Linked DNA regions of Homo sapiens: region 2 is linked to region 1. Evidence: read pairs that join two places in POLR2A ChIA-PET (ENCODE). Cell type or tissue: Panc1. All regions are shown on one strand. Each heading gives the region's core, and the rest is flanking DNA. Links, peaks and the distances in the headings are about the cores only.

Region 1 (12,295 bases), core at 1,867-9,866:
GGATTTGGCCAAAATATGTCAGTGTCCTTTAAACAATCTCAGAAGCTCTAACAATTTAACTACTATAGATAATGTGTAGTCTTTATACTTTTTCTTTGAACCTTTTTGGAAGGTCTAAAGCAGGACTGAAGGATTCTAAATTACAGAAAGCAAGATGCAAGGATGCTTTAGTTTTCTTGTGGAAAAAGACCTGTACTTATATATCCCTTTCCATTTAGAAAACTATATAGAAATTTAAATTTGTGCTTCAGTAGAAGTAAAATACTGTAAATGGAATGAAATACTTTTATAATTAGCATTTTTTGAAAGCATTCAAGCAGCATTGTTCCCAACCTTTCTCATATTTCTAGTCAGAAATTAATTGATCATATGCTTCAAGTGAACACATTACCATCTAGTATATTCTCTATTCCCTCATACCCATCGTATTTTGTACTCAGTCTTTCCCTGGAAAAACTGGGAAGAGATGAAGGATTTAGAACCGGGAGAAGCAGATCTTCACCAGTTTGGAACATGTGGTTTAATTCCAAATACTTATTGATCCTATACATTAAAATATGCTAAGGAATCAGGGCCTACAGAAGGAAGAGGAACACAGGTTTGTAGCCTCTCAAAGAGCAGAGTTTGGTGACGAAAGTGGACCAGCTACACTCATTATATGTGAGTGCTACACAAGAGGAGTGATACGAGCATCCAGGGGTTTCACAAGCAGGGCTGGCATTTGAAGGAAGGCAGAATTTCAGTGGGAGCTGGGGAAGGGAGAGGCTTTGTGTTATGTGTGGGTGGATGGTGCAGACAGAGATTTTTCTTGGTTTTACCATGTCATTTGGACAATCTGACCTTGCATTTCACCTTTTGCATTCTAGGAAAAGTATTATCACAAAATTGAATTACTACTTTAATATAAACAAGATAGATTTTGCTTATACATAACCGGTGTTGAGTTGAAGATTTTATCCTCCATTTTTAAGAACTCTGCTTTATCATACATATGTTATGAAACCTGAGGGTTTAGTACTGAGAAATAAGTTTTAGCCATGGCTCAGCAAATGTAAAGATTGGATGTGACACTCTTAATATGGTGTAGGAAACTCTCAATTAGATTGATGATCATAATAATTTTAGCACTTTATACTTTTTTTTACATATATGATACAATTTGATTCTTATAACAATTCTCTGAGATGGGTAACATAAGTGCCAGTGCCCTTATTTTATAGGCAAGGAAATCAGGCTTCCATGATTGCATTGACTAGGTGGTGGACTGGGGCTAGAATTCTGGTCTTCTGATAGCCAGTCTAGAGAACACCATACTGTAGGTAATTGTGGCTCATCCTTATATGCAGTCAAAGTTATCATTAATAATGTGGACTATAGGTAATATATGTGGTGAGAAGTAATAGTCTCTGTTTAAGTAAACAGCAGTTGAATATTGCTGTTGTTCTGGAATTACAGTCCATAGTTAGGAAGAAGTATGGCTTACCTTTTGTTTAATGTGGTTTTGGGCTACCACGTCCATAAACTTTGGTGAAAAGTTCTGTTGCTGACTGTAGAGGATTTAGTTACTTGAGGGAAAAACTCCATTATTATCTCTTGCTTTCGTTGTTAATTGAAGTGGCTCTTAAAATTAGAGGGTTGTACATTTAGACAGAAAAACTATCCTGTTGACTAAAGATGTAATTTCTGTAGTACTCAGTGACAAAGGAGGAACCATGTAAGTACTTGGGGAAAATATGGAAAGAAAACTTATGACATATACTTGGTAACATTTTTGGAAAATAAAGAAGTGGACAAAAGTAGACAAAATGAGTAAAAATCTGTAATTCAATTACCTATATACGTTAATTTTATGACATATGTCCTTTTCCATTTCTTTTTTCTCCATAATATATAACATTTAAAAATTGGGACTACTGCGTGTACAGTTCCATATCCTGCAGATGCACTTAATATATCACAGCATTTTTTAATGCCATGAAATATCATTTCAAACCATTTTCATGACAATGCACAATGTGTGGTAAACAGTCTGATGAAACATTTAAGCAGTTTTGTATCCTGACAGTTTTTGGTTAATATTATTACATTGGTATTTTTCCATGTAATTACAAGCTTCAGAAACACAGTTTTTCAAGATAAGAAAGAAGTCATATGGGTGACATAAACCAATTAGCAATTAAATATTTATAAGATAGTGCCTAGTTCATGATTAAGTAGATTCTTGAGTTATATATCCAATTAAGAAATTCTAATCACTATGAATTTTAGAAATTCAACAATAAAGGAAGCAACTACTAGTACTGAGGAGACCTGATTTTCATTCCTAACTCATGCTAAGTAGCTAGTTTTGGATGGCTTATACATGAAAATGAATGATTGCCAAGGTTCTTTATCATCCTGTTATACCTGCCTTAATTAATTACTTCATTATTTATTTATTTCTTGAGTGTTTCTTGTGTGCCAGCAACTATTTTAGATTCTTGGGGTGCTAGACATAAAAAAATTAATGGTCTTTTATATTTTTAAAAAGAGTTTTGAATGTATCACTTCATACTGATATGATCTGGTTACTTTTGACATCATTTTCTGACATACTTTCCATTGTTTATGGCATACATCTCATTTATTATTTTGGAAATGATCACCACATTCATGGTTTTAATTTTTTGTAGAAACTACTATTGATTCCATTTGAAAACCCTTTTAAAATGCCTTCCAGCCTTTTGATATAGTTTGCAATCATTTATTGCATTTGTATTTCATTACTTGTGCTAGGCTTCAAGACTGTATTATTTATTAATGGTATTCAATCAAGGAGTACTTTGGGGCATTAGATTTATCTGTAACATTGCCAAGTCAAACTTTGGAAGAAACTCACACTTTTAAAAGTGTTTTTACTCTCATTACATGTATTAATGATATGTAAACTTTAAGTGTGTGCAAATGGCCTCTTTTGAGAAGTTTTAAAGTTACCTATTTTGTCACTATGTGTTGTTCTTGCATGTCTAGGTCAGTATTTCTTTTGTGTTTGGCTAAGTGATCACCATATACATGCAGTTTTCAGGAAAGGCCTAAATGTTGTCCCCTCCAAGGCTCCTTTTTCCATTTCCAGTTAATGGAAGATTTTTTTCATAGTACTTTTAATTCCACTTTAGCAGTGAACTTGAACAAGCTATTTCTGGTTGGCCATTTCTTTCTCCAAGATTTTTAAACCAGTGTTCTGAGTCTTGGGGGAACTACAGCTTCAAGACTAGGGACTGTGGTCTTCAGCTTTGAAGTGGCTTCATTCTGGGGGATTAGTGAAGCTTTCTAGATTTGTTTTTCCCTTCTCTTATTCTACCCTTCCCCTCCTCCCCATTAACAGAACTATAGGATAATATAGGGTACAGAACTATAGAACTACTCTTGGGTAGTTCTGTTTGTAACCCTGATTCTGCTCTCCCACCTGCCCAGCCTTTGAGAATTACCATTGCCTGTAGGGAAAAGATGTAAACATTGAGTATGCTGATTTTCACTTATTTCATTTTATCCTCAAGAAAACTAAAGTCCAGAAAAGGAGGGTCAGTAAAGGAAAAAGCAAGCTCTAAACTAAGGTCTCCTGATTATTAGTTCTTCACATTGCTCAGTCTCCTTTGTTTCTTACTGGTGTATAGAAGCTGCTTTCACTGGCTATATCCAAGTTAATGAAAAGTAAGGGCAAGAATCTAGAAGAAATGAGTGGAAAAAGTGAAGCAATAGCAAAGACAGAAGTAGTGATATCAGTGTTATTCTTTACATGCAATAAGAGGAATGCTGAGGTTTCAGTGTTACCATTGATGTTTCTGTATTTTAGGGCCTTGCATTATGTTGGTGATAGTACATTGCATGCAGCAGGCTATCAGTGTTCTGGGGCTTTAAGAAATATATTCAGACTAATATAAATCGGCATTATAACATGGAACTAAAATATTTCCCACCTTGAAGAGTTGGATGAAAATTTGGCTGCTGCTCTTGGATTAGTGTGTTGCTCTCTGGCTGTTTCCTAGTTAACTATAAGATCCAGGCTCCGGGGAGGCAGATCTAGGCCACTGACCACCTCAGCCATCACCCCTCCCCATGGCCTGCATTTTGAGAGTATGCTGGATCTGGATCCTTCCCATGTGCTCTGGATCAGGAGTGAATAAAGGAGAATGTGATGCTACATGCATCAGTTCTAACACAGCTAGAGAGTAGGAGCATCAGTGGAAGGCATGAAAGGTTTGATTTGATCTCACCTCAAATGGGCATATGGTGGGTCTCTGTGTATGTGTGTGGGGGTGGGGTACAAAGAAGGAAAAGTACAGTGAAAAAGGGAAAGGGAATGTATCTCCTGCTGTTTCTGAGAGTTTGGGAGACAGAAGCTTTTAGATGAATGGTAGCCCAACTCCGTTTCTTATCATTTGGGTCTCCACACATATATTTTACATTCCCCCCAACTCTTCCGCCCCTGCTTAGTTCTATTTCTTCTGGCTGTCCTGGTGTCCTCAGTTCCCTCTATGCTAACAGCAGGTAAATGCATGGTTGGGAAGGATGTGATTTGGAAAGTGTGATTCTAATATAAACATGCCTACAGTTTATTAAATATACTTTTTATAGCTCCACCGTTCTATATTCAATTTTTATTCTAGATTGACTACAAAATGTCAATATATGTTTTACATTGATAATATTGTTGCTATTGTTTTACCTTTTTTTTTTTTTTTTTTTTTGAGACGGAGTCTCACTCTGTTGCCCAGGCTGGAGTGCAGTGGCACGATCTCAGGTGACTGCAACCTCCGCCTTCTGGGTTCAAGTGATTCTCAGCTTCCTGAGTAGCTGGGATTGCAGGCACACACCACCACGCCTGGCTTATTTTTGTATTTTTAGTAGAGACGGGGTTTCACCATGTTGGTCAGGCTGGTCTCAAACTCTTGACCTGGTGATCCACCCGCCTCGGCCTCCCAAAGTGCTGGGATTACAGGCGAGAGCCACCGCGCCCGGCCCTGTTTTACCATTTTTTAAATTAAAAATGTAGTTGTACATTAGCCTGGATGACCTAACCTTTACTTAAACAGCATTTTTAAGAGAAAATGTGTTATAAGTTGGTCGTTTGGAACTGACAAGTGAATTTCTATAGCACAGGCCATTAGTTAATCGGAGATACATTTTTGACAGTGGGCAAGCCTAAGAGAGATTTAAAGGATTTTTTAAAAAACTAGGAGTAGTTTTTTTAAAGTTAGAAACTACTTTTCTTGTTACAGTCTTCTAAAAGCACTTATTATAACATCCAGCACTGGCAAGAACATGGGGAAACAGTGCTCTCGTGCACTGCTTTTGAGAATGTGACTTGTTACTGTCTTTGGAGAAAGGATGCTGCTGAAGACACATCTACTCCTTGACCCAGCAGTATTTCAGAATCTTTCCTGTGGGTAGAATTTAAGTGCAAAGATATTTATCGTGACATTGTTTGTAATAGCAGAATACTGGAAACATCCTGAATGACCAGGAATAGGGAATAGTTGAATAAATTTTGATATTCAAATGTTAAGCAACTAATAAGTAATATGAATTAAATCTCTAAATATTGACTTCTAATATCTCTGCCATGTAGTTTAAAGGAAAATTAAAAGGCACATGATTATGTGTTTGGCTTTCTTGTAAAAAAAGAAAAAAATTCTATATGCAAACAGAGAGAGCTATGAAAATAGAGAAACCAAACTTAAGAGTGGTTAGCTCTCAAGAACAAGTTTTCTTTTCATCTCTGAATTTGACATTTTAAAACATATTTATTACTTCTATAATAAATATAAATACCACCACAAATAAAGTAGAAAGTTTAAAATAATAAAATTATTAAATATTTTCATGCATATAAAATATTGCCAGTTTTTGAGAAAAGCTTCTTCCATGTGATTCTGACAGGTATAATTTATAAGCAACATTGTGGGTATTAAGTGACATTGACTTAATAGACCATCTGGTACTTTCATAAACAATTTATAGACTTATTGTTTGTGTGGTCATTTATGGCTGAGGTGGGCCATTATGGCCCTAGCTATTATTTTCAGTGTCTGATTTGATCATACACTTGCAGGCTGTCTTTCTAGGCAAAGTACAGTGGGATGAGAAGACACTGCCTTGCATAATTCAGACATGTGTAATATTGGTCCCTAAGAAGGGCCATCCTAAGCCAAAGGATCCGTTTGTTTTGTTTCTTATCTAACTTTACTTTTTTCATTCATTTATTTAATAAATTATATATAGTGTTATTGAGTGCCATGACATATACAAAGATGAAAAAAGATGATGTTGCTTTCCTTTAGGAGATCTCAGTCTGTTGGGGAAAACCAGCATGGTTTGTCACAGGACAATTAAGGTGCTGTATATGCAGTACAAATGAAGTACTCTAAGAGCCACTTTCTTAAACCCTTTACCTGGTGAGCCCAGTGTGTTCTGTACCCATTATCTTGTTTCACAGTTTTAATTATCTGACAGTAGGGATCAAGAAGTTTTAGTCCTATATAGTACAACTTCTTTTTCTGCGAATTGTAATAGAAATTAACCCCACAGTTGTCAGGAAATACCTGATACTAAGAGATGATATGGAAATAGTAGGGAGATTAGAGAAAAGCAAGTTGCATATTTGTTTATAAAAACAGAAGATAGAATACTTTTGATATTTGCAAAAGCAAGTTAGAAAACTACAGAAATTTTTTTTTTTTTTTTTTTTTTTTAGTATTTATTGATCATTCTTGGGTGTTTCCCAGAGAGGGGGATTTGGCAGGGTCATAGGACAATAGTGGAGGGAAGGTCAGCAGATAAACAAGTGAACAAAGGTCTCTGGTTTTCCTAGGCAGAGGACCCTGCGGCCTTCTGCAGTGTTTGTGTCCCTGGGTACTTGAGATTAGGGAGTGGTGATGACTCTTAACGAGCATGCTGCCTTCAAGCATCTGTTTAACAAAGCACATCTTGCACCGCCCTTAATCCATTTAACCCTGAGTGGACACAGCACATGTTTCAGAGAGCACAGGGTTGGGGGTAAGGTCACAGATCAACAGGATCCCAAGGCAGAAGAATTTTTCTTAGTACAGAACAAAATGAAAAGTCTCCCATGTCTACTTCTTTCTACACAGACACGGCAACCATCCGATTTCTCAATCTTTTCCCCACCTTTCCGCCCTTTCTATTCCACAAAACCGCCATTGTCATCATGGCCCGTTCTCAATGAGCTGTTGGGTACACCTCCCAGACCAGGTGGTGGCCGGGCAGAGGGGCTCCTCACTTCCCAGTAGGGGCGGCCGGGCAGAGGCACCCCTCACCTCCCGGACGGGGCGGCTGGCCGGGCGGGGGGCTGACCCCCCCACCTCCCTCCCGGACGGGGTGGCTGCGGGGCGGAGACGCTCCTCACTTCTCAGACGGGGCGGCTGCCGGACGGAGGGGCTCCTCACTTCTCAGACGGGGCAGCTGCCGGGCGGAGGGACTCCTCACTTCTCAGACGGGGTGGTTGCCAGGCAGAGGGTCTCCTCACTTCTCAGATGGGGCGGCTGGGCACAGACGCTCCTCACCTCCCAGACGGGGTCGCGGCCGGTCAGAGGCGCTCCTCACATCCCAGACGGGGCAGCGGGGCAGAGGCGCTTCCCACATCTCAGACGATGGGCGGCCGGGCAGAGACGCTCCTCATTTCCTAGATGGGATGGTGGCCGGGCAGAGACGCTCCTCACTTTCCAGACTGGGCAGCCAGGGAGAGGGTCTCCTCACATCCCAGACGATGGGCAGCCAGGCAGAGACGCTCCTCACTTCCCAGACGGGGTGGCAGCCGGGCAGAGGCTGCAATCTCGGCTCTTTGGGAGGCCAAGGCAGGCGGCTGGGAGGTGGTTGTAGCGAGCCGAGATCACGCCACTGCATTCCAGCCTGGGTACCATTGAGCACTGAGTGAACGAGACTCCGTCTGCAATCCCGGCACCTCGAGAGGCCGAGGCTGGCGGATCACTCGCGGTTAGGAGCTGGAGACCAGCCCGGCCAACAAAGCGAAACCCTGTCTCCACCAAAAAAATACGAAAACCAGTCAGGCGTGGCGGCGCGCGCCTGCAATCGCAGGCACTCGGCAGGCTGAGGCAGGAGAATCAGGCAGGGAGGTTGCAGTGAGCCGAGATGGCAGCAGTACAGTCCAGCTTCGACTCGGCATCAGAGGGAGACCGTGGAAAGAGAGGGAGAGGGAGACCGTGGGGAGAGGCAGAGGCAGAGGCAGAGGATATTTTTTATGTAAGTCTTTTTAATACTTCTGCTGCTTATCATGGTGCTTGGCATATTGTAAATACTCAATAATTATTTTTTCTAAAAAGGTTGAATGAATTTCTACTGCAGGTTTTGGGCTTTTAAGATTTTCTGAATTCAGTTTCTTAACCAAGCTAACTCTAGATAATAGTTCCAGTCAAGTACACTACCTTCACTAATTTTCTCCCAGCAATTTAAAAACTGCCAAGCAGATGAAGTTTGAAGTAAGTTTTGTAATTTTCAAGAATTATACAGGCCAGGTGTGGTGGCTCACCCCTGTAATCCCAGCACTTTGGAAGGCCGAGGTGGGCGGATCACAAGGTCAAGAGATCGAGACCATCCTGGCCAACATGTTGAAACCCCGTCTCTAATAAAAATACAAAAATGAGCTGGGTGTGGTGGCGTGCACCTGTAGTCCCAGCTACTAGGGAGGCTGAGGCAGGAGAATTGCTTGAATCCGGGAGGCGGAGATTGCAGTGAGCTGAGATTGCGGCACTGCACTCCAGCCTGCCAATAGAGCGAGACTCTGTCTCAAAAAAAACAAAAAAAAATTATACACATTTCCTTATTTCATGCTACATAATTTCTTTACGTGGAAGATAGGCAAAATGAACTGTTGCCATAGTGAAGGACAAAATTCTAGAGAGAAAAGATGCAATTTAGATAAAAGTAACATAGTGCTGGAACATGTGGAACAAAAATACTGAGGGGAGGCTCAGAATAGGAGTGTGCCTTTAGACAACAATGGCAAAATTCACGGACAGACTTACTTAGAAATTTGTTGGGAACTCAGAGAATAGTGTTGTCCCAGGGTGTTCTTTGTTTACTTTAGAGATAGTGTAGGCTCACCACCTGTAATCCCAGCACTTTGGGAGGTCGAGGCAGGTGGATCACTTGAGGCCAGGAGTTGGACACCAGCCTGGCCAACGTGGTGAAATCATGTCTCTACTAAAAATACAAAAAAAATTAGCCAGGCTTGGTAGCGGGCACCTGTAGTCCCAGCTACTCGGGAGGCTGAGGCAGGAGGATTCTCCTTGAACACGGGATTCGGAGGTTGCAGTGAGCCAAGATTGCGCCACTGCACTCCAGCCTGGGTGACAGAACGAGACTCCTTCTCAAAAAAAAAATAAATAAATAAAATAAAATAAAAATAAATAAATAATAGTGTAGCTTTTTTTTTAAAGTGGCTGTATATAGTTCTAGAACCTCTAAATATAAAAGGTCTAGAGGTATACTGCTAGGGTCAGCACATATATAGCAACTTCAGGTAACAGGAAATTTAATGTTACCTATTCTATCATTTTAATGATTTATTTGAGGATCTGGGAAATTTTTGTTGCTGTGAACTTTTACTTTTTACTTCAGAGGCAATACTCTTGATTCTGCCTACTCCTTTCTGATGGTTCTTCACCTGGCTTCATACAGTTTCTTTACACACATATACATGGTACTCAGGTAAGAATGCAACCCCTTGCAGATCTCTGGGATTTGCTTTTGTGCAGTCTCTTTTGGTTCTCTGCTCTGCAAATTCTAGTTGTCTTGACCTCCTCAGATGAACTGTCTCTTCACCTGAGGGAGAACTGCTGCCTCCCCCTGCGTCCCATCCCCTCCCTGGTTTCTTCTTCCTGTACCATATCCTGGAAACTCTCCAGGCAGTAAGCTGAGGGTAATAGTAGGACTCACCTTGTCTATTTCTCTTTTCTCAGAGATGACACTCCCCTGTGCTGCGTGTTGTTTATTGCCCCAAAACTGTGATTTCATAAATTTGTGTCTGTATATTTAGTTATTTACAGTGGAGAATAAATCCCGTCTCTGTCAGTATCATGCTCAGAGGTAGAATGTCCTCCTTTTCTCTTTAAATAAAATTCACATGTACATAAAATTTGCATGAATTTTCTTTAGAATTAGATAGACTATAGAAATGTTGTGGGCTTATAATCCGCAAAGTCTTTAATATACTCTCTATCCACATCTCTCTTAATAAACGTGGATAAAGTGCATATTAAAGACTTTGATGAAAGTCTTTGATGGAAGACTTGGATGGAAGCTCTGGACTGAGCTTGGTGATGGTATAGCAGGGAAAAAAGTCTAGTCTGAGTTCATGTATTTGCCTTTGTGTTAAGCTAACCCTAAAAATATTAAAGTTGGGTCATAGCTGGATAATTAAGACATGATAGGTCAGATTTCTATATTTTCCTACTAATGTGAATGTTCCTATGTGATATTTAAATTTGGATCAGTTTAGTAAAACTGTTTTCATAGGGCAGTCAGAGAGGAAAGATTCTTTTTGTAGTGACAGTACATTTATTCTGAATGATAATAGGGCAGAATCATAATGCCAAGATTGTATAATTTAGCTCCTGCATTTTATTTCTGAGAAGAATTAGGTTCAGAGATATTCAGCTCATAGAACTAGTTAGTACTAGAGTTGGAGCTGGAGCCCAGTTATTCTCATTTCTGGTTTAATGCTTTTTCCACTTAATCATGCTGCCCAGAGAAAGTCCTTGTACTCTTTAAGCCCCCAGACATATGCAGTATACTTCTACCTCCTGGTCCTGAACACATAGGGTGAGTCTTGAGGGCCCAGCCAGCTTGCTTCCTTGCAAGCTTCATTCTGTGCTGTGTAAACATTGCCACGAATTTGACATGAATCGAAGTACTTAGCTGATCCCTTTGAACACATTATTTATGCCATGTATTGCACTAGATCCCAACAGAAGACATGCAGTGAGTAATTGGAGTACCTGACCATTATTTTGAAAGTTAATATTTGTGTTTCAGCTAGAGTGACTGTGGGCCTGTTTGATATTGACTTGAGTTGCTAAGTAATGTCAGAAGGTCAAAACAATTTTAAGAGATGTGTGGACTGTATCTGATGACAGTTTGGCACTTAGCTTTTATCTCCTTAAGGTGGCCTCCATATTGAAGCATGGCAGATTAGCCGTGTTATTTTAAAAGAATACTGAATCTGTTGGGCCTTGGCAGTTTGGAAAGGCAAGGCCTCTGTCTGGTGTAATTGTAGGCAAAGGTATGTGGTCCTTTAGGGACACATTTTTGAAAGGGAACCTCAGCTTGGCAGTCAAGTTTGTATACACAGCAACGTATAGGGAGAAGAAGTAAAGATAACTAACATTTAGATTTGTCATCCTTTTTTTTTTCTGTGAAAAAGAAACTAAAAGTAAAAGAAATTAGAGATAACTTGTAATAATCACTATAATAATAGGCAGTAATGTACTGGTAAGTATTTGGCAACCAGCTATTTGGGGAAAAACTCTTGATTTTATAGCAGTTTTTCATTTTCTGGTGTGAATACTTTTACTATGGCTGATTTCGGGTGACCAAGTTGATGTCACTGCGTGCAGAGTTGGGAAGAGATATGCAGTAGCATATCTATATCATACAATATTTCCACTATACAGATGGACTAGATGTAAACAAACTCGTGTAAAGATAATAGCAAATGTAAAGAAATTAGTTAAGTGATGAGTTTTGAATATTTATTATCTTTGTTGTTGGTGTAATTTATTTAATTGAAGGCTGATGTAATTTAATTTTTAATGAAGGCTTTGCTTAACAATTGGCTAACACAATTGTGAAAATTCAACAGTCCACTCTCAAGTTGTTATGAGTTGGCTCTAGCATACTACTGAAAACAGGTAACACTTACAGAACATGTACACTGCCTTCCAAGCATAGTATAAGTGTTTTCTGTGAATTATGTCATCCTCAAAGCAATGACTTGAACTAGGTACTTAAAGTATCCTTATTTTGCAGTTGCTATAGTTGAATCACATAGTGGTTAAATAACTTACCTGAAGTTACGGTTTGAAAACGGCAGAGCTGGGATTCTAAACCAGGCCATCTGTTTCTAGAGCCTATGCTCTTAACCAGCTTGCCATACTGCCTGTTGAGGTTACAGATATTCTTGAATGTGAGGCAGTAGTAGCTATGATAAATTTTAAGTAAATTACTCATGGTTCAGAATTATTTTATGACTTGTTTCAATAATTGTTTGGATTTTATT
Region 2 (12,295 bases), core at 1,598-9,597, 95 kb after region 1:
ATTATTTTTTGGAGACAAGGTCTTGCTGTGTCACCCAGGCTGGAGTACAGTGGCGCCATCATGGCTCACTGCAGCCTTGAGCTCCTGGGCTCAAATGACTTGCCCACCTCAGCCTCCCAAGTAGCTGAGACTACAGGTGCATGCCACCATGTCTGGCTAATTTTTGTATTTTTTTGTAAACACGGATTTCATCATGTTGCCCCGGATTTCATCATGTTGCCCAGGCTAGTCTCCAAATCCTGGGCTCAAACAATTTGCCTGCATTGGCCTCCCGAAGGGCTGGGATTACAGGCATAAGCCACCACACCTGACCCTTGGGCATTACTTTTTAAAAAATTGATTAACTGTCTGTTTTTGCCTGCTTATGTATTAAAATGTTAATCTTTTTCTTCTTGCTGTTTTTTCATAATAGTAACATTTGTCTCATATTGCGTATATTTTCCCTAGTTGATATACTTTTGTTTACATTCAAGTTATTCTAGAGAACATAAATACTTTTAATAAATAGGACAAACATTTTCAAAGAAACTTTAGTTATATTACAGTAGTTTAAAGGGGGTTAGGAATGAAGAATGAGGAGAAAAAGAGATGAAGAAAGAGACCGAGACATATCTTACCCCCAGGGAAAGGATGGAGAACATCTGAATTGTGGTAGAAGAGGAAAGAAGACCACCAAGGAAGGAGAAAGAGGTAGCCCTGGAGGCAGAAAGGAGAGAAGAAGGAAATAAGAAAGTAAGGAATTGCTGTCTAGAAGTAGGGAGGAAGAAGATAGTGTAATACAGTTTTGAATGCTAGCTTTAGGTGTTGGATGATTATCATTCTCCTTTGAAATAATAACTTGATGAACCACAGCATTCCAATTGCTCTTTCTCCTTAAATCAGAAGAAAACTTTTCTCACTCTTCTTTGTGCTGTCTATAGGAACCAGGGCAGGATCACTGTCCACAGTAAAGATCTAGTTGGGGCATTTCTTTGTTGTACAGTTCAACACAGGAATCTAGGAAAGAAATAGCATAGGCCAGGCATGGTGGCTCACGTCTGTAATCCCAGCACTTTGGAAAGCCAAGGTGGGTGGATCACTTGAAGTCAGGGGTTCGAGACCAGCCTGGCCAACATGGTGAAACCCTTACTAAAAATACAAAACAAACAAACAAGCAAACAAAAAAAACAAACAAAAAAATTAGCTGGGTATGGTGGCGCATACCTGTAGTCCCAGCTACTCTGGGGGCTGACGCAGGAGAATTGCTTGAGCCCAGGAGGCAGAGGCGGAGGTTGCAGTGAGTGGAGATCATGCCACTGCACTCCAGCCTGGGTGACAGAGTGAGATTCCATATCAAATAATAATAATAATAAATTACTACTTAATATTAATTAAGCAGAATAATTAATGTTCAGCCAGAGTCTACTTCAAGCCAAAAAGTCTCAATTTAGGCCTTGCCTTTTGTCAAGACTTTAAACTATTTGCTGGGTAATCATGAACAAGTCTTTTATCCTCGTTAAGTCTTGGTTTCTTATTCTACAAAATGGGAGTAACCCTTCCTCTTATGGCTGTGAAGAGCAAATGGGATGTACATATGGTAAAGGGCTTTGGGAAATTCAGTGCAAGGACAAGGCTTACGTTAGACAACTTCATGGTGGTGGTGGTGGTGATGAGGGGTTATGGGACAGAGGGGCAGAGGGCATTTGTTTAATGGAGGAATATTGGTAAATGCAGTACTGGGAAGAGACCAACCTGACAAGCAGCTCTTTAAACACTTTCTTACAGATAGCCTGAAGTTGCCAAAATTTAACAAGAAACTTTGAATACACTGAAGCATATCTTTTAAATATCTCATTTTTGTTTATATTCATGATCACAAAGTCATCTATTCATAGATTTTACCAACCTTATCTTTATATATATTTTTTCCTTCCAGATGAACGGGACAAAGTTCAGAAGAAAACATTTACAAAATGGATAAATCAGCATCTCATGAAGGTCAGTTTTTATTTCGTTCACTTCCTGGAATTGTTTGGAATATTTCAGTTTATTTTGCAGTAATTGATTATATAGCTCTGAAGCACAACTTTTGAAAATCATCTTGAAAGTTTAAATTCTAGAGAATTTTGCATGCATTTTAGGCATCTATAATTATTTGGTGTGTGGACGGTGGGTAATGATGGAGGTGGATAGGTAAGTACCCAGTGATTTCAGTGCATTCTGTGACGTTAGTAAAACCTGTTACTATTGGAATCTATAAAATCTCAGAAGTTTCAGAAATCTGTAAATATTTATATGTTAGTGCATGGAAAAGCTACATTTCTTAGTAAGATTTTTTTTCTCTCTCAAGATTCAAACCAAGTTCTGGCCTCAGGTTTATGTGGATGGCAGAAGGTTAGATGAGAATAAAGATATTGTAGGGACAGAAGTCTAGACTTATTATATTCTTATACTTAATTTAATCCAGTGATTGGTGCTTATGTCTAACTTTCTCTATGAAGCAGTTAATGGTTATGGTTCTTAAATTAATATTTACTTGTGTACCATGGGTAATTTTGAGAATATAAACTATCCAGAAAATAGATAAACACAAAATTTGCATGTAATTTCGTGGAGTTATTGGACCCTATTGAAGCCCTTCTGTAAATCTTGTGTAAGGAACCCTTAGGATTTCACAATAAACTATTGGTCACTTCCCCTTTCTCCCACCTTTTAAGGAGAGCCCTAAAGTTGAAATAGGTCATGTTTCTATTTGGAGTTTTCTCACATAGAAATGTTATTTTAAATGTGGTTATGTATTCTTAAGCTAGCCAACAAATCTTATTTAAACTATCATGTAGCTTAAGAGTGGTACCAATAATGTAAATTGCGTTTAGTCATCTTCTATAAAAGTGATTTTTATTTCATGGATGTATCAGAATTACCTTAGAGGTGTGTCAGTCTTGTCTCTCTCACCACTTGACAGAACCTTTTTCTCAAATTCTGATAATATCCCTCAGGGAGGGCACATCACGCACTCTCTGGTTGAGAATCACAAGCGATAAAAGGTTGAAACCCTCTGCTTTGTGAGGAAATATATTGTGAATTCTGACGCAGCATGCGGCAGTTCATCTGTCCTCTCTCAAGCTTTTCTTTCATTCTGCACATACTTTATGGGAGAGGATCTCTTCCTTACAGGCTAGGACACTCTGTAAAGTTTGGGGTGTGGATACTGTAATAAGTTGCCTGGAGTGCTGACTCAGGCTAGGGACGTGTTCCCTGTCTTTTAAATAATTCTTAAAAGTTTTGCCTTTTCTAAATTTTTATCTTGTTAACTTAAATTTAATATTATTCACTTATTTCCCCCTGTTTTTTTCACCCTTGTTGTGACTCCAAGAACTATTCTTGTTTGTCCTATTCCTTTGGACAGTGAGGTGCTTGAGAGGTTAGTCTCCAGACAGGCCTTTCTTTACTGGATTCTTTTTTTTTTCATTTTTGTAAAAGGTATATTATGTTAATTTTGAACAAATTAGCTTTGAAAGGAAAACATCTTTTGCAAGGTTATCAGTCTGTGACATGTACACCAAACAGAGGAGCAGAAGAAGCCTCACCTTTGAGGTCAGGTAAATGGTGGTGTGTCCAGGCTTTGCAATTCATTATTTGTGTGAACTTAATCTCTTTATGCCCTCATCTGTAAAATGGTGGTAATGCCAGCTTGGTGTGAGGATTTAAATGAGATAGTCTAAATAAGCATAAAGCATAGTACTTGGCATATTGTTAGGCACTCTATAAATGAGAGCGTATGGTGTAGAAGGGTGGATTGACTTGGAAGGTGTCAGACAAAATTGTGAAGTTAAGTGTAAGTTGCTTTTGGTGCCCATCTGCTTCCCTTATCTGTGTCTCTTTTTATTACATCAAGTACTTTTCCTTTTAGTTTATTCATTTTAGAAAAAGCTACAGTTTGGGGTTCAGACTCTTTTTGAGGAGATTGATAGGTGTGTTGCCTCTTTACCTTAGAGTTCTGCTGGGACACTGAAGAATGGCTTACCTGTGGTAATCCTGTAGCTGTGCTCTCCTTGCCCCCTGCCTACCCCTCCACAGATTTTTAAAGGTTGATTTGGGGGCCTGGAGTCCTTTTTAAATCTCCTTTTCTTCTTCTCCCACACATTCTTCTCACAGAAAGGGAGTCAGTGAACACTCATCTTACTTCTGAAAGGTTGGCAGCTTTTGGACCTCAAAGTTAGTTTTACTTAGAGTCACACTTGGAGGGCATCTTCAAAATCTTCTGGTTCTGTTCCCTCGTTTAAAAGTAGGGGAAACTTGCCACAGCTGCTACTGGTAGAGCTGCACTTGAAGTCGTGAAATGAGAATATGAATTCAAATGAGACGCTGTGTCCAGTGTTTGACTTCTTTGAGCACTGCAATAGGTTGCAGATCCCAGCAGGTTCCCCTTGGATGTGGGGTTGTGTTTACTTTTCTTAACTTATTGTTTCAACTATTTGCTAATTTTTGTGACTTAGGAAGTTGTGATTTATGTAGCTATAAAAAAGCATATACACAGTGCTCAGGGTTGATACTGGCGTGGTCAATTTTTAAAAGTTTATATAACTGGCAAAAGTAAACATTGTGGAGCTTTTAAATGATTGTATAAGTTACTGTTACATTTATGTGCATAAATATTTTCTTCTTAAAATATTTGGTGAGGATTTTTTTGCTCTTCGATACAGTTTCTTTTGTTGTTTTTTGCTTATTTCAAAAGCATGCTCATTAAAAGGAAAAAAGTCAAAATTATAAATGTTTCTGGAAAATCAGTTAGAAACACAAAAGCAATTATTAGAAAAAGTTTTCCTGAAAACTCTGGCACAGAAGCTTGAAAAACAACCCATGATGTACCAAAATTAGCGATACTTGAAAAAAAGCCATAACTGGGGGATATTCCTTTTCAACCAAATGGCTGTTTAGGCCAAATTGTTGTGATGATCAAATTGCTTTTAACCAAGTGTATGCCACTCTATATTTTCAAACCATGGTCTCATTTATCTTTAAGCTTTGCATATGCTGCTTCCTTAGAAGAGGGTCCTTTTCGATCTCCACTTTCATCTGGCTGATTAGTGAAGAATTAACTAGCACTTGTGAACTAGAACCCATTAAAATTAGGAACATGAAACCTGATTAAAAATTTCAAGATTTTTAGTTCTTTGTTTTAAAAGTCCTTGTTTATCCAGAAAAAAGCAATCTCTAAAAATATTATTGTTTAAAAAGTTAAATATTTGATTTGTGACATCATTTGTTTTATTATATCATTTAAAATATCTAGATAGGGTAACAATGTCAAATATTAAAGCAACTTTATAAGAAAACAAAATTTTCATGATTATTAAATTCTTTCTAAGCCCAAACTTGCAACTTATGTATAAAAAGGTAAAGTAATCCTGAGACCAAAAAGTTTGAGAAATATTACTCTATGACTGTATGTAATAGGTTATTTATTGCAGCACTGTTATAACTGCAAGAGGTTGGAAATGACCTACATGTTCATCAATAAGAGATTGGTAAAAATAATTATGATACATCCAAACAGCGAAATACAACATTAAAAAGAATCAGGAGCATTAGGCCAGAAAATGAGATGAAACACATCAATCTCTTATTGATGGTTTCACTGAGTAGGAAGAGGTAAAACCATCTCTATTTGCAGATGATAGCATCTTGTTTAAAGAAAATCTCAAGGAACCTAGCATAATAACTACCAGAATGAATAAATGAGTTCAGTAAGGTTGAAGCATACAATATCAGTATTTAACAAACTATTGTGTTTCTATACACTTGCAAAGAACAATCCAAAAATGAAATGAAGAAAACAATTCTGGGCCAGGCACAGTGGTGCACACCTGTAGTCCCAGTTACTTGGAAGACTGAAGTGGGAGAGTCTCTTGAGTCCAGTCTGGGTAACGTGGTGTGACCCTGTTTCTTAATCTTTTGATTATCAAGGAAAATTCAGGATCAGGTCAGAGAATATTTTTCACTCAACAGTCCAGCAGATAACACTAAACTCTGTTTAGTCTCAGTGGATGACACCTAGCCCTCAGCCTGGCCTTCAACCACTGCTGCTCCATCTCGCTTTCCCACTGGCATCCTGGTGCCCTGCACACCCCAGCCCTGGGCCAAGGCTGCTTGAGGATGGGCCCTGAGGACTTTTAAAATGTAACCTTTTCTCCAGAAAAAAGTTAATATGGCCTTATTTTGTATTTTTCAGGCTAAAATTACATTTGTTTAAAGCAAATCGGCTAATTAATTAAAACTTGTATTTGTTGGTGAGCAGACATCCGTGGCTTTTTTCCAGATGTATTTAAATTTTAGTGTTCCGGTAGTTCAGTTGTATGACTAAGCCTGCCCTTGAAACTGATTGTTCTATTAAGAATGTTTTCCTTTTGATTCATCATTCTTCAGAATACTTTTAAGAATAAAGTGCAGTTAACACACAGATTATTTACCTTGCAAATCATGGTTTCTAGGTAAATTACTGGTGTCAGGAACATTTATATATTATTCTTTAGCATAATTTAAACTGCAGAACTAGAGTAAGAGCTGGTTGTTATTGGAAATACCTGTGTCTTCAGTTAGCTAAATTTTACCTGGAGAATTGTTCCAAAATATAAAATTGATGACATTCTTTTGTCATTTACAACATTTATTTCTGCCTCTTCTACCTATGACACTAGGTACTCCCTCTTTATATTAGAGGGTTTTATATAACTACTTGTTGTTACTCATCATGTGCAATTTGCTGTCTAGAAATTCATAGGACAACAATATGAGAAATGGCACCTATGAGTTAAGTACTGATTTAGCTTTTGCTTTTCTCGGGGAATGGGGTGGGGGACAGAGAAAGAAGGAAGGACTTTATTTTCTGAAGTATGTTAACAGCTATCATTAGAAGACTCCCTTTAATCACTTACTTGGGCCTGGAATTAGAACTTGAGCCATGAGAGACTGTGTTTAGGAGGAGTAGTTTAAGGGGATAAATGATTTTTAGGGGAAGATTGGAGTCCAGAGAAGTCTATATAATGTGGTTTCCTTGCATAGGATCCATCTAATTGGCAATTTATGGTGGAAATATATTCTTCAATACTGATCAGCTATATTTTAAATTTATTCCTTCACATTTGAAAGAGGATATTTGGTCTAAATATTTTTTCTTTTTGTAAACTTTAATTTATTGACACATAAATGCATTTGGAGAGGAAGAGGCCCTGGATGCCATTGTTGGACACACTCTGTTTGTTAGTCATCTACTTGGTTACTGCATGGGAGACACCCAACTGACTATCACAGATTTTATCACTGTTCCATCACGACTTTGGAAAGCTTAATTTACTCATGGCGCAGATATTCTTTGCCCACATAGTGAAGTCAGTGACTTCATGACTCCACCAAATCAATCACACTGTTCTTTATTTTCTGATTTGGTGGCGGGAAGATAATATAAATCCTCAAGCTGAGAACACAGTGGTATCTTTTAGAGAACAGAAAAAAAAGCTCTATTTCCTCTGTGGTTTTGACCATTGCAAAGTGATCGAGAATAATTTCACATCTGTGGGCTCAGATTAAATAGGGGAATTTTTTTTTTTTTTTTTTTGAGATGGAGTTTTGCTCTTGTCGCCCAGGCTGGAGTGCAATGGTGCGATCTCGGCTCACCGCAACCTCTGCCTCCCCGCAATCTCCGCCTCCTGGGTTCAAGTGATTCTCCTGCCTCAGCCTCCCAGGTAGCTGGGATTACAGGCATGTGCCACCACGCCCAGCTAATTTTGTATTTTTAGTAGAGACGGGGTTTCTTCATGTTGGTCAGGCTGGTCTCGAACTCCTAACCTGAGGTGGTCTGCCCGCCTCAGCCTCCCAAACTGCTGGGATTACAGGCGTGAGCCACTGCCCCCAGCCAAAATAGGGGAATTTTTGAAGCATCAACTTTATAAAGGGCTAATGAAAAATACTGCTTGGTAGAGTGTATTGCTTTGGGTTCTTAAAACCTACAAATAAGACTTTTTTCCCCAGACCTTAGATTTATGTTAGTAGTTCCTAAACTTTAGCCTTATCGAACTCACTTGGAAATATTTTAAACTTTAAAAAGTTGCAAAAATAAAGTAGTACAAGGAACACTGATAGACTGTTTACCCAGATTGAGCTCTTGTTAATGTTTTACCTAGTTTGCTTTATTATTCTCCCTTCCCCAGTCGTGTGTGTGTGTGTGTGTGTGTGTGTGTGTGTGTGTGTGTACTTTTTTTATCTGAACCACTTGAGGGTAAGTTATATATACCATAATCCTTTACCTCTAAATACTTCAGTATGTATTTCCTAAGAATAGGGTTATTCTGTTTTGGACCACACAGTTAGCAACTTCATAAATTTATATTGGTATAATATTTTAATGTCTGTATTTCAGTCTTGTTTGTTGATCTTTTACATCATCCTCTCTTCCCCGAGGGCAAGGACCAGTTCAGGGTCAGGTATTGCATTTAGGTGTCATGTCTCTTTAACCTGCTTTATTTGTTTATTTAATTAATTATTTTTTTTGAGACAGAGTCTGGCTCTGTCACCCGTGCTGGAGTGCAGTGGCGTGATCTCAGCTCACTGCAACCTCTCCCTCCTGGATTCAGGTGATTCTTGTGCCTCAGCCTCCTGAGCAGCTGGGATTACAGGCATGAGCCACCATGCCCAGCTAATTTTTAGTATTTTTTAATAGAGACGAGGTTTCAATATGTTGGCCAGACTGCTGCCTTTGTCTCCCTAGGTGTTGGGATTATAGGTGTGAGCCACCATGTCCTGCCAACCTGCTTTAATTGGAAACAGTTTCTATAGCCTTTTTGGAGACTTGTATGAAATTGACATTTTTGAAGAATACAGAACAAGAATTTATTTATATAGAATGGAAAAATGGATTAATAGCAAAATATCTTTTGAACCTAAAATTATTTCATGACAAGAAGACAAACTTTTTGTTTTTTCTTATGAGGGCCATTTAAGCAATTATAAGTCATTTTAGTGTTTGTTGATAAAATTGTGAACTATCTTTTCAAATTAAGAACACCAAAATTTTATTCAGTAATTCCCTCAAATAACTTTAGTTCTATCTTGTGGTCAACTTATAGTTTTTCTTCTTCTTGACTTTCTTATTCCTGATTATCATTATTACTACCACCACTGTCAATGCCATTTATTGAGTGCTTATTATGTGCTTGACCCTGCACTAGATACATTACATACATTATCTGATTTAATCCTTATTTTATCAGTGAGAAAACTGAGGCTCAGGGAGGATAAGTTATCTGCCCAACATGAAGTAGCTAAAATGTTGGCAGAGCTGAGATTTAGTCCTTCGTCCTTCCTGGCTCCACAGAACTACATCATGCCATTGCATTATGCCAAAATATAAAGACACAGAATCTTGAATCATGAAGAAGAAATGGAGACAGAGAAGTAGAAAGAAAGCAATATGCTAGGGCACATGGCCTCTTTGCTGTGTTCTAATTTCTTTCAGCATTCCCTCATATACTCTATCTTGGCTGGTATGCCCTGGCCTTGTTATGTAGCCATAAATTTCTATTTGCATTCTTCTTCAATCAACACACTAGGCAAGAGTTTAGAGATACAGATAAAAGTATGCAAAGAAGCCAAGCAGCATTCCTGAGGGTCATTGTTTTAGCTGGAAAAGGGTAATTTCTAAAGCGTTTTCAAAGAAGAAAAAAAATTACACTTTGTTCAGTGGTGCTAACATATTCTAAATCATGTTGTACAGATCTTCACATTGGAAGTGTGTGTGTTCTGTGACAGGTCTCAGTTAATTTAGAATGTTTGTTTTTCCAAGGTTGAGGATGTGTGCCCATGACATAGCCTCAGGAGGTCCTGACGAAATGTGCCCAACGTGGTCCGGGCACAGCTAGGTTTTATGCATTTTAGGGAGACATGAGACATAGATCAATATGTGTAAGATGTACATTGGTTCAGTCCAGAAAGGTGGGACAACTCAAAGTGGGGAGGTGGCTTCCAGGTCACAGGTAGATAAGAGACAAATGATTGCATTCTTTTGAGTTCTGATTAGCCTTTCCAAAGGAGGCAATGAGATATGCATTTATCTCAGTGAGCAGAGGGTGACTTTGAATAGAATGGGAGGCAGGTTTGCCCTAAGCAGTTCCCAGCTTGACTTTTCCCTTTAGCTTAGTGATTTTGGGGCCCCAAGATTTATTTTCCTTTTACAGTTCTGTAGTAGGAGGATTAAAGCACTAGACTTGGTTTGTTATTCAAAACTAGACTCAAAGCTGCATAAGGACAGGTTATATCTGTTATAAGAAACAATGCATCTGCGGCCTCTAGCATATTGTCTGATACACTGCTGTTTTCCTCAGACCGTACTAAGGAATTTGATGTGTAATGAATGAATATGAAACTAAATAAAGCTTTTTTTCCCACTAGTATACTATATTACTTCTATGATGGAGAAGTGAAAGGCTTGCTTTGGTAGGAGTGAGATAAACGTTAGTCTGCAGGAAAAGAGAAATAAACTTATGGTGACTTTCTTCTTATAAAGCTAAAAAGGTCTATTTAATTATAGGTATAGAAACTGAGGCCCCAAGTCCAACAGGTTGACCAGTGGGGTCCAAGTTAGGATTCATTCTTCTGACTGCTATGTTCTGTCCACTGGATAAACCAGTTTCTCCATTTATAGCTAGGTAGTAGGAAGTTTACTCATATTCATAGGTGAGATTAATTAATTTGCCCTAAGTTACTAATTAGCTTTGCTGTTCTTAACCACTGTTGTCTTATTGTAGATGTAGCCAGGTTTCTTTGAAGGTCTAAGATATTCTTTTCCATAGAATCAAATAGAAAACCCCATTTCCAGGCTCTAGTGAGGGTTTACCATATTGCAAACCTGAGGGAGAATTCAGAGACTAGTTTTAGTCTGACAGAGGGACTGACAGAGAAAGACAAATAGCAAAGGAAATGAAACCTGTAATCAGAGAGGTAGAAGGCCACTCCTTCCAGGGAAGGAATTGGACTTGCTGAGGAGTTTGGAAACTGAGTCATTTGAACCTAATATAATATAGAAGAAATTACTGTGTTGTGAACATTTAAAAGAGGGCTGACTTCAAAGGGAAGCTGTTGAAGCTGGGAAGGCTATTGCGTATTTCCAAAAGTGTTGAAATTCATACCTGACTGGATGGCACAATGCTGTTGATGTACAGTGTTAATATATTCTGATGCTGTTGTTTGCTTAAATATATTTTTATCAAAAAATTTCAAGTAATCTTGTTTGTGATTAAAAAAAAAACTCTCCTGGAAAATCCACTAGGTTTAAAATTTAAGGAACCCATGGCATTCATTAATATGTCAGTTTTTGCTGCTGCATATGTATAGAGTTCTTAACATATGGAATGGGAGCTTTCATAAGTCATTCTTAGAGGCCTGAAATTGCATTTCCTTAAATGGGTGAAACTTGTTACAATGTAGAACAAGAACTGGTCTTGTTCTCAGGCTAGCCCTCTAGATCTTATTTAATGCATATACTATCGTACAGATGTTAAGTGCTCAAGAAGCCATATACTAGAGGAGAAAGAGTGGTTTCCTCCTCTCATTCCCAAATAGATTTAAATTTCAAACTACCTAACTCCTTTTCTTTGTCCATTCCTTAGAATCACCCTCTTCTACCCAGGGGCCCAGTGCATGTGTGTGTCCTCCCGAGGCACTCTCTTTTCCAGAGTGTTCATGTTTCATCTTGGACTCCCAGAGCAGCTGGTTTCAGCTAGGGTCATGAAGAAAGACTGATGGGAACCTCATTCACTGTAGTCTGTGAATGATAGAGCACATTAGCCATCCCGCTGGGAAATAAATCTCCAGTGGAATGTCAAATAGATTCAGGAAGAAAAGTCAGCTGTGCATAGGAAGGTCAACAGGGTAGTAAGCTAGTCATACCTGGAGTCTGCCTCAGTGGTAAGTTATTCTAAGATATTCCTACTTTTTGCAACACATTCTTTCATTGTACTTTGTGACCCAGGGTAGGTGGCACAGTGTGGTGGGGAAAAGCACAGACTCTGGACTGAGCTGCTTAGACTCACGTCTCTCCTCAACTATTTTCTAGTAGTATGACTTTGAACCTTTCTAGGCCTTAGTTTTCTCATTTGTAAAACAGATAAGAATAGTGCCCTCTTATTTGGGTTATATTCCATGAAATAATTTACATAGAATTTTGAACACAGTGCCTGTTACACAGTGTGTGTGTGTGTGTAAAACAGCCTGTTATATATCTTTATATCTATAGACCCTTAAGATTGTCAAAAAGCTTCAG

Evidence for each region. Peaks named below come from ENCODE experiments on the same cell type or tissue, not always from the same donor. Only the 100,000 strongest peaks of a DNase experiment are listed, where the experiment ranks them.
Region 2: POLR2A ChIA-PET joins it to region 1 with 15 read pairs; 3 of 35 experiments call an interaction of 5 or more read pairs at or near these places.

What each region holds. Positions count from the first base shown.
Region 1 is chr6:56,819,939-56,832,233 of GRCh38, reverse strand. The region is part of intron 4 of DST (dystonin); the gene reads left to right. Among named protein-coding and RNA genes, the nearest start is that of DST-AS1, 18 kb to the left of the region's middle. RefSeq lists a silencer at 11,037-11,237. In Panc1, for the core only: no CTCF peak of the experiment used is centred there; no DNase peak of the experiment used is centred there; H3K27ac peaks cover 600 bases.
Region 2 is chr6:56,724,910-56,737,204 of GRCh38, reverse strand. DST (dystonin) reads left to right here. Exons shown (of 104, transcript NM_001374736.1): 5 at 1,916-1,977. Among named protein-coding and RNA genes, the nearest start is that of DST-AS1, 110 kb to the left of the region's middle. In Panc1, for the core only: no CTCF peak of the experiment used is centred there; DNase peaks (open chromatin) are centred at 6,364, 6,876 and 7,304; H3K27ac peaks cover 7,673 bases.